Linked DNA regions of Homo sapiens: region 2 is linked to region 1. A link is a loop called in an ENCODE intact Hi-C map of the cell type or tissue named here. Cell type or tissue: IMR-90. All regions are shown on one strand. Each heading gives the region's core, and the rest is flanking DNA. Links, peaks and the distances in the headings are about the cores only. Region 1 has its middle 160 kb from the start of LINC03017. Region 2 holds the start of SEMA3A (semaphorin 3A).

Region 1 (5,392 bases), core at 62-5,061:
TAGGCCTCAAATACAATTAAAAAGAAAAGGTTAGAAACATCTTGGTTGCTCTGTTGAATTCCCACTTTAACCATGTGCCAATTCTAGTTTTTCTTATTGTCTCAAAGCCATGCCAATTTATAAATATTTACCTTTTCAAGGCATTACATTTAATACACATTATTTTGTTTAGACCTCAAATATACCTTTATAATGTATATTTTTATTCTCATTTTATAGGGAAGGAAATAAAATTCATAGGGATGAAGTTGTAAGATGTAAAGTTTCTTTAGGGACAAAAATAAGGAGACATACAATGGTAATTACATAAACCACAAGTTAATATAGCATGTTCTAAGGCAGAAAAAAAGATTCTCAGTTCCCCTAAGTTTTTCCATGCTAACAACAGCTATGGATGAAACTACTAATTCATTTATTTGAAATAGATTAGTTGAGTATCTAGTATACCATATAGAACATATAACCATATAGAACATGAGAATGGATGATGGAGGGAGAGGGAGGAGGTAAATAGGTAGGTATATAGATAGGTAATATGTATATCTACCCTATCTAACATATATACATGGATGTACATTCATATAGGTTAGAAGCACTGGGTCACATCAGTAGTTATTGACAGAAACTCCTTCCAGTAATATTAGGTTTGTGCAAATAGATTTACATTGTTTTTTTATTATCTTGTTCCTTCAGAAACTTTTTACAGAATCAGATATGCCTTTCTGTACCAGCACGTTGATGTTTACTAGTGAACAACATATAACATGGCTCAGAGACTTTAATTTATGTCATATAGTATGGGGGAAGTAGACAGTTGAGGAATTTAAGACAATAAAATTGGAACAGTAATCATAATAACATTTAGAATTGGCAATTATCTTTAGTTTCCACCCAGATGCAGAATACTTGAGTTTTTTAGAAAGTAATTTTCTAACACAAAATTTTGAATTTTTATGTAAATTTGGAAAAGCATTTAGGTCTTAATTGTTCAGACTATAGCATCAACTCATAATTAAGATATAAGAAAATAAAATATTAAATCATGGAACATAATTATATCCATCTCATTACTTATATCAAGACAAGCCCTATATCTCATAGAAGTTGAGAAACAATATTATAATATATATTTGAATTTGAAAAAATCAATAAACACCTGATTGGATTTTTCACTTTGCTTTTAGGTTGTTATTTTGAAGACATTGGCTTTAAGAATATAAAGATGTTAATCTCCTTAAAACTTTTTCGGTTCCACTTAAAGTCAAACACCAAGCAAAGAGTCATATGCCTTTTAAAGATGAAGGGTTTCCTCACACTTACCTGCTAAAGGGCCTCTTCTTGATGAATAATTCCCTTTGTTATGTTAGACTGTCCCATGGATGGTTTTTTTAAATATTCTGGAAAGCAAAGCAAACAAATAATTTATAAAGTTTGAACTTTGACGCAAACTTGAACCTTCTTAGTAAACTGGTTTAATAAACAAAAAAGCACACTTCTGTCCTATTGCCAGCAGACTCTTCCATGACACCTTGGAAACATTACTGATCCTGTCTCTCAGGCATCGTTAACCTCTTTGTTCTCTCATCACTAGGCACTCAGAGCACTATTATCTCCCTCACTTCTTCCCAAATTGGATTCTCAGAGATTATTTCCACTATTTGTGTGTGTAAATTTGGCTCATGTCTTCTCACCCTCTGTTTAGCTGCCTTATCTTTTTAGACAAAATCTGTTCGCCCTCTTAACTGCTTTGGACATTTCCGGCTATCTTCTTTCACACTCTGGGGCTGTGACTCCCTCCTTTAATTTCCGGTTAACTCACTGTGAGTGAGTATTAGTCAACTTAGCATCTGGTTACAGAGCAACCAAGCTATTTTTCTTACAATTATCCTCAAATGCTCTTAAACTTAAAGGCTTAGTGTTTTGGCACAAGTTGAATAGGAATTCTGGATTCTACAGTTATCATGCTTATGTGACAGAGCAACCTCAGATTTGGAGGCCATGGCAAGAGGTTGAGTGGGTGGATACAATGGTGACTAGTTTAATGAGTCACTCATTGAGAGTTTTAGTGCTGAAAACTGCATTCAGAGAAACACACAAGTGGTTCTTAAAGGACATAGGCAAAATCATTTCATAGGTAGAAATCACCTGACCTGAAATTAAAACATCTGCAGCATGCCCTCTCTGTCTCAGGAAATCAAAAAACTTCATAGTACCCCGTGACCAAATAATTAAAAATATAGGTTAGTTTTTAAGTTTAGAACCAGAATATCTTTTCAAGTAAAAACTCAGTTGCTTTGGTGCTAGCTTGTATTACTGGCACTACTTCTCACTTCCGTCTTATCTCCATGCTTTTTGCCATATGAGTTTGCCACTCTTCCCTCAAAGGGGAACAGCATATTTCCCCACTCTGGCTATGAATTTCATCATGAGACTTGCTTTTGCAAATAGGATGATGTAAAAGTGACAACATGCCAGCTCCAAAAGCTGAGTCCTCAAGATATGTTGTATGTTTCCATTCGCTCTCTTGTCCTTTTGCCGTCACCATAAAATGTACATACCTGGGCTAACCCACTGGTTTCAAAAGAATGATGAAAAATACATGGAATGGAGAAGCCCTTGCTAAGTTGCCCCAGCCAAGCCCAGACTAAATAAGTGTCCCCAGTCAACCTGTAGAAACTAGAGTGAGCTCACACATCGGATAACTCCAGTGGACCAAGCTGATGGTTTCTTTAAGGCCACCAACTTTCCTGTAGTTTGGTATTCCATAATAGCTCTTCAATACATGTTGAATAGAATCATTTTTGAAATAAGCACAGAAATCAGTCATCTACAACCTTGCCCAAATTCCTACTTCATCAGCGTTACATGGACATATTTTCAACTAGGCATCTCTTAGGAAATGTCCGCAGTCATTATTAACAAAAAGCAAATAGGGTCAGTAACTTTTTATTATGGACTAAAATAACAGATATTTTCTGAAATAATATGAGATCAGCCTGACTTACCCCAAAGTAAATTTATATTTTTGATCACACAGTAATTTATGAATAAAAGTAATTTATAAAATCATGCCTTTGAAACGTTGGCAAAGCTCTAAATTTGTTCCTGAATTTCCAAATGCAGACAGTACATCATGGTGGTTAAGAATAGAATTGCAATAATACAACCAAGGATATAAGCCCAAATGTGCTACATATATTTATCCTTGGAAAATAACTAAGATTTTCTGAGCTTCAGATTTTTATTGCAGAGGAAGTTAATAATAATAACATTCAATTTTCATATAATGCATACATAGTACTTTGTCTAGTGTCTGGAAAATAAAAGTGAGTACTAACATTTTCCAAGAAAGTTTAAGTTACATTCATTAACATTAGTATTTACTATTTTGTATTATATTTTTTAACAAGTAGTTGTTGAAAATATGGCATGAGATGAGTTTGGCTTTAGGTGACAAGAAGATTAGCAAGGAAGTCCTCAAGTTTGAAGAAAGGGCCCAGCTAAAAGAGTCATTGAAAAAGCATGGTCAACAAGGCCTGGTCATGAGATCACGGGAGAGGAATGGATTTCAGGCAGCATCTCATGGGCAGAAGCCCAGAGGAGAAAACAATGTAAATAGAGAATGAAACTCATGCAAACTTTAAGACACTGCATGTCAATGAGAACAAAAGTTGGTAATTGATTTGTGAAAGACAGTATGTATCAAAAATGTGAATGTGTGTATCCTTTACCCAACAATTCCATTCAAAGAATTCTTTAAAATAATAGCAATAAATATGTGTGCAAAGATATTTATACCCAAAGATGTTCACTGATGCACTGCTGATAATAGTGGAAGTAGAAAACTTGTATGTCCATCGAAAAATATATTTAAGTCAATTATTGAATATGAACACTGTACCCATTAAGATACATATATTAAACACATATCTTTCATACACTTACATTTTATGAATTGATGTGTGTGTGTGTATGTGCATACGCAAGTACAATGAAATGTTTAAAAGGACAATGACCATCTAGTTTAAAACTGTCTCTGGTTTATAGGTGTTGTGCTTATATTATCATCTTTATAGTGATCTGCATCTATAGTTAAGCTAAAATAATGATCTAAAATTGTTCTGATCACAAAAATATAACAGTAAACCATTTAAGGTATTTCTAAAAGTATTCTTTTAAGAGAGAAGAGTTGGACTTAGATGTAAAAATGGAAAAGCAAGCTTCTAATAATATAATTGGCCTAGTGGATTGGTAACTTTGTAAGGTTGATGATAGGTATATTTGGTGGAAGTAATTGTTTTTAAAGTATATGATTGACAGTATATAGGGAATCAGAGGCTTAACTGTGCTTGTGAGATGTATGTAACTGGATCAGCCACTCTGCCATAGCCTCTGCATGTGACAGAACCCTGTGCACTATGACTCGTTATCTGCAATCCTAGGGAGGAGACGTGTATGTTTGAAGCATAAATTGGTACTTCAAAGAGACTGTTTCAGGGAATAAGTAATATTTTATTTTATTTTTTATTTTTTTGAGACCGAGTCTCACTCTGTCACCCAGGCTAGAGTATAGTGGTGCCATCTCAGCTCACTACAATCTCTGCCTCCTTGGTTCAAGCTATTCTCCTGCCTCAGCCTCCTGAGTAGCTGGGATTACAGGCACCCGCCAACACATCCAGCTGATTTTTGTATTTTTAGTAGAGATGAGGTTTCACCATTTTGGCTAGGCTGATCTCGAACTTCTGACCTCATGTGATCCACCCACCTTGGCCTCCAAAAGTGCTGGGATTACAGGCATGAGCCACTGTGCCTGGCCAGAAAAAGTAATATTATTGAGGGCATTGAGTGCGCAAAGTACCAAGCTCCATTCATTGTTCACGTATGCCACCTTATTTGTCTTTCTAATAACCCTATGTGATGACTGCTGCCAGTCACTAAAATCTTCTTCAGTATCAGGGTTGAACAGAGTGCTTTGGGGAATTATTTCATTTGATCTATATGCCAATCCAATGTGGTAGGTATTCTTTCTTTTATTAAAATTTATTCTTATTTTTATTTGACACATCATAATTGTACTTATTTTTGGGGTACTGTATGATATTTTAATGCAAAGATACCATGTGTAATAATCAAATCAGGTTAATTAGTATATTCATCACCTCAAACATTTATCATCTTAGTGTTGGGAATATTCAAAATTCTATCTTCTAGCTATTTGAAAATATACCAAAAAAAGTTAACTGTAGTCACTATAGTGTTGTTAACTACTGAACACTAGAAATTATTTCTCATATTTAGTTCCAGTTTTGTACCTGCTAACCTGTCTCTTCCTATCCTTAATCTGCTCTACACTTCCCAGCCTCTAGGAACCACTATTCTACCCTCTGCTTTT
Region 2 (5,392 bases), core at 310-5,309, 180 kb before region 1:
TATTCAAATTAAATGTAATATTTTTAATGTACAGAAAGAACAAGTGCCTCCTCTATCATGGAGAGTAACCTATTATCATGGAAATAAAATTCTTGCAAAATAAAAAAGTTTAATTCCCTATTTTTATTTTATTTTAAAATGAATTTAGCACTTAGATATATTCAAGCCTAGCAGATTTTTAAAATATATATCATGATTTTAAACTTGTTAAACTAAAAGTATTACAAATAGCCAGTCACATCTTTGAGAACTAAAGTTGCATGTAAAACTTATAGGGAACATAAACTTGGATAAAGTGGACCATCAACTTAGACTTATTTGATGTCACCTTGTCAAGGAGTGAAAACAGAAAGCAAAACTGATAAAAACACAGACACCATAATATCATATACTATGGAAATAATTTAAAGACAGTTACTAAATTAATTAAATAACGCTACATGATTTTTTAAAACTTACATAAGTACAATTGCACTTCTGTTTGTTGATGTTTAAGTCTCTATTCCCAACTTGATACTCAGGAAAACATTACACCAAAAAGTAAATAGATATTCTAATTCAATGCATTTCATTTAACGAGCACTAAGTCCAAAGAAACACATTACTAGGTGTTTAATTTTCTAATTCAAAGTGTGAAAATTACATCTCTCTTCTGATTTGAGATCCTCATTCACACTAGGGCATTCAGAAAAAGATGTTCCCCATCATATGAGAATTAAAGAATATGTTTTGTGGCATAAGAGCAAGGTACAGTAGACAGACATCTCTACAAATACCTTCAATAATTTTTATTTTAACTTATAGGCTAAAAAATAAGCTTAATTAGAGCTTCTCACTGCTCCACCCCCAATTTTAGAAATCTGAGAATCATAAGAAATCAACACCTTAGGGAGTAAAACTACTTGAGTTAAAACAGTTTAATCTTCAACTCCATTTTAATAATACCTGAGTTATAGAAAGATTTACTGCCACTAAATGTATGTATATCATTTTGGGCTCTACTTTAGCATTACTTTACACATCATCTATCTATAAGACCTATCTAAGCAAATGTGGAACAAACATAAAAAATCCTCAATAAAAATAAGCACATACATTAAATTGTAACCAAATAAAGCACTAGTGATAAAGCTCTTTTTTCTCTCTTTAATTTATACTTTTCAAAAGAGAAGTTTACACAACTACCTATGCAAGCAGACAGTAATGTGTCTGCAGTTCTCACTGAAGTACATATAGAATTAAATAACATAATATTTCAAAGACTTTAGCTTTACACAATTAGCCAAATACAGTCTTTTGTACAATCATAAGGCACTGTGGAAAAACTAGTCTGTTCCATCCAGTTTATGTTCTCTTGGCAAACCATGATCTACTGCTTATGTTAAGCATCTGATTGTCAGATTTGAACAAACTGAATATTCATGATGACGATTAACCATTTCATGTCTAAAACTAAGAAAATGCAATTCATCATAGTAATTATAGGTAAGGCATGCACATCTACAAAGAGACCATTTTTGCATTTCTATTTTTAAGAAAATATTTTAATAGAATTAAAGTCGGAAAAATTAACAGGCATAAGATAGGATAATAAGATATACAGATCAGCGTGTACCAGGCATACAGCTCTTTTCAGCAAATGTGATTAAATGTTCTTTGTTTGCATTTAAGTTGTCATATATCAAACAGAAGACATGCTTTTTACAAAAAGCGTTTAAAGCATCTCAGAAAGATACACATAATCACGTCGGTTTACCAGGTTAAACTAAAGGTTTGATGATTTGGGGTTGGGAGGGAGTTCAAGGAATTAAGGGGGGGGGCGGTTATTACAAAGCTAACCAAATAAAAGAAAAATAAGATTTACCTTTGTAGGATAATTTCAGCCTTGGCACATTGTTCTTCCCATTCTGATAGTTTGCTCTTGCTGTAAGTAATACTCCCCAGAAAAGACAGACAATCCTAGTTAACCAGCCCATGCTGCAGACGCTGTAGGTCCCTTTGCTGCTTTAGTCTTCCTTCCTGTATTGTGCGGCCAGAGAAGTTCAAACAATCTGGAAACTGGAGGTAACAGGTGATTTAGGTCAGTTTCATTCATAAATGCAGACAATCAAGACCTCATGGCAACACTAACACCTCTTCTTCTGTAACAGTCACTGAAGCACAGAAACTTCAAACCCTCCAAAAAGAAAAAAAAAAAAAAAAATTCCGAGCCAGGCACCGGATAATGAGGCACAACTGTTGTGTGGAAAGAAAAAAAAAAAAAATTAACAAGGTCTGCTGCAGTGGTGCTTAAGAAGCAGTTCCTTTTATCTAAGCTCCTCTGATAGCCGGTGGCAGTCTCTAATCCTGCTCCCTGCTTCATTCGGCTCCGGGGAAGCAGAATGAAAGGGAAACAGAGAGAGAGAGAGAGAGAAAGAGAGAGAGAGAGAGAGAGAGAGAGAGAAACCGTGAGCAGCGCGGACTTTTCCTGTACGCATGTAGAGGGAGATGACACAAGATCCCACAGACAGGTTTCCCCAACACTCACTAGACTGGCTGACAATGGGAGAACAGGCGAGCTCAACCTACTCCCCTTCCCTCCTGTCACACAACACATGCAAAAAACATCTCGTAGAGATTAGAGCCGGGAGCAGAACCCTCAGGCGTGCCTGTGAAAGGCATGTAGCTATAAATTTACTTCCCAAGGCAAGCGTTGTTTTATAGCCATTTTTGGGTGCAATTTTGATTTTAAAAATCTGAATTCTGCTACCTACAAAATTTACAATTCATGCTCATTATACAATCCTGCTGAACTTGTGCATTGTATGTGTGCGTGTGTGTGTGTGTGTGTGTGTGTGTGTCTATATATCCTCATCAATACAACTTTAACCACTGAAGGTTTTAAAGCCTTGTTAGAGATCATTCCCTCCTCCCAACAAACCCCCTGGGCTCAACCACCCCCTTCCTCTGTCCCACTGCAATTTCAGGGAAGAAATTCCTACTAAAGCCCATTCCAACAATCAGTTCAAGACAAATATAGGTCCTTTGAGAATTATAAATTACAACGGGGGATTCTCAAAAGGATACTCAGAATTTAAAAACGTCTATGGTTTTCCAGCTTCTGGAATGCTCTGGCTAACATTTTCAATGCATCACATCTCATTAATTAAAGACACTTCCCTAGTTTTGGTTTAAAGGGCAGCGGAAGATGACAAAGTTCACAAAAGTCCCTGCTGAGTGTCAAGGAGTAACATGAAAAGAATATCTCTGTGTCTTCATGAGCTGCTGAAGGGTTACTAAATTTTCTGTGGGACGTATAGGCATGTATTCAGGCAGTCATATGAACACCATTAGTTCCTTCTGAAACAAGTAGTTGGCTGTGGCCTCTCAATTTTCTCTCTTATTTTTCATTCAGTTTTCCTCAAAGCTGATATTTTTACAAGAATCTTTAGGGGATGTATAAAAAAGTTAACAGGACAGAACTTTCTCTCCTTTATTCCCCAAATGATTCTGCCCTACCCCCTCCTACCACCACTCCCCACCCCCCACCTCCAGAACAGCACTTGGAATCCAGAGACTCAACTTCAATAGTAGGGAAACTTCTTGGCTGAAGGGAGAGAGTGAGTCTCACAATTAAAAACATAAACACCTACTGAAAGTGGCTTAGTATTCTTAAGAAAATGATCTAAGCATTGTCACTACAGCTTTCATTACTTAATGTCCACAGACCAATAGAGAAAGCACAGCGCTCGCTCGCTCTGCTTTCTCTCTCTCTCTCTCTCTCTCTCTCTCTGTCTCTCCCTCTCTGCCGTTGGATGTGTGGCTTGTGTGAATGTAGGTGGAGAAGGAGGAAGAGGAGGATTTAAAGAGGGGGAGAATGGGGAAAAGGGAGTAGGAATTCTCTCTCTACTTCACTAGATTGACTCATCAAACAGATCTTATTGTATTTGTCAGTTTCCTCAAGCCTATTGATCAGCCAGTATTGTTAAGAAAATAAAATCCAAAAATAATGTTGATTTTACTGATTCCCACACTTGTTATACTAGGCACTTTCACGCTCTAGGCAATGGATTAAGGCTACAAATGACAAGAGGCTTGTCTGTCTTCCATGGATTACTCTCTATAGACATTCATTCTGCAGAGGAATTCATGTCGCTTTGGGATTATTTCAAGGATTGGACTAATGAATTATCCTATTGAAATCTCACATATAATTAGTTTAAATGCTTTAAGTAGTTTTACCATTTTCATTAGTATATATTTTATATGTCTTAAAATATATTTATATTTTTACTCTTGTTTTCTAGAATAGAAGAGCAAGTTTTTGTCAAAACTAAACAGGATAATAAAATTTATAAGTGTATCCATTTCACCTGTGTAATGTCTAATCCTAAAACATTTTTATATGCTCCAAATAAAACAAAAGGCTGTAAGTAAATTTAGATAAAAGAGGGTCAAAAATGGCTCCATGGGGGAAGAAAAACATAAAATCTGGATTTTGAACCACAAAATCAGGACAAAGTTATTTCATTTCATAAAATGAATAATTTAAATTAATGTTGACACATGGAAGTTGGTAGCACAGACACCTCCATATACACACGATTTTTTATAAACTATGATATGATTATTTATATTTGATATTTTTCTTATCCTCCAAATTATTTATGATCTTCCTGTTTTTCCAGATGTTTAAAAGTTTCATAGGTTTGCATTTATATTTGCTTTTCTGCAGATTTTTTATTTAAGAAATGTAAAAATAGTATATTCTTCAGGCAAACTAACTGTCCTAGACTGATTAAATTATAAAATACTAGAAATGTCTGGCCACACACAGATAATTCAAATGTTAAATAAAAAATGAAAGAAGAAAGTAAATGCCTGAAAAACACTCACAAAAGCATTTGGAATATTATATTTCTACTGCCTTCTCATTCGACTTTGCTCAGAGTTGAATAAAATTGTTTAACTTTTTTTTTCTTAATATCCCCAAATACCTGAGGATAATCAAACTTCAACTTATTTCTCAACTAAAGTAGAAGCAAGGTATGGGTGGACCTGGATGGGCGGTGTCAGAATCTATCGGAATCTGGCTGCATGTGTACAATGCAGATTTTAATCCACTCCTCCAAAGATCACTCTTTTTTTTTTTTTTTTTTTTTTTTTTTGAGACGGAGTCTCGCTCCGTCCCCCAGGCTGGAGTGCAGTGGCGCGATCTCGGCTTACTGCAACCTCGGCCTCCCGGGTTCAAGTAATTCTCCCGTCTCAGCCTCCCGAGTAGCTGGGACTACAGGCACACGCCGCCACGCCCAGCTAATTTTTTGTATTTTAGTAGAGACGGAGTTTCACCGTGTTGCCCAGGCTGTTCTCAAACTCCTGAACTCAGGCAATCTGCCGGCCTCCGCCTCCCATA

The links. A loop is a pair of places that touch in the nucleus more often than their neighbours do. Peaks named below come from ENCODE experiments on the same cell type or tissue, not always from the same donor. Only the 100,000 strongest peaks of a DNase experiment are listed, where the experiment ranks them.
Region 2: a loop joins it to region 1, with 2.5 times the contacts of the local background. A loop is called at or near these places in 2 of 110 quality-filtered maps.

The regions. Positions count from the first base shown.
Region 1 is chr7:84,370,504-84,375,895 of GRCh38, forward strand. It overlaps a transcript of SEMA3A not described here. Among named protein-coding and RNA genes, the nearest start is that of LINC03017, 160 kb to the right of the region's middle. RefSeq lists an enhancer at 1,189-2,388. In IMR-90, for the core only: no CTCF peak of the experiment used is centred there; a DNase peak (open chromatin) is centred at 1,938; H3K4me3 peaks cover 401 bases; H3K27ac peaks cover 601 bases.
Region 2 is chr7:84,192,611-84,198,002 of GRCh38, forward strand. SEMA3A (semaphorin 3A) reads right to left here and starts at 2,179. Exons shown (of 17, transcript NM_006080.3): 1 at 1,865-2,179. The coding sequence starts at 1,976. RefSeq lists an enhancer at 2,293-3,100. In IMR-90, for the core only: a CTCF peak has its summit at 2,485; DNase peaks (open chromatin) are centred at 2,501 and 3,741; H3K4me3 peaks cover 3,837 bases; H3K27ac peaks cover 3,355 bases.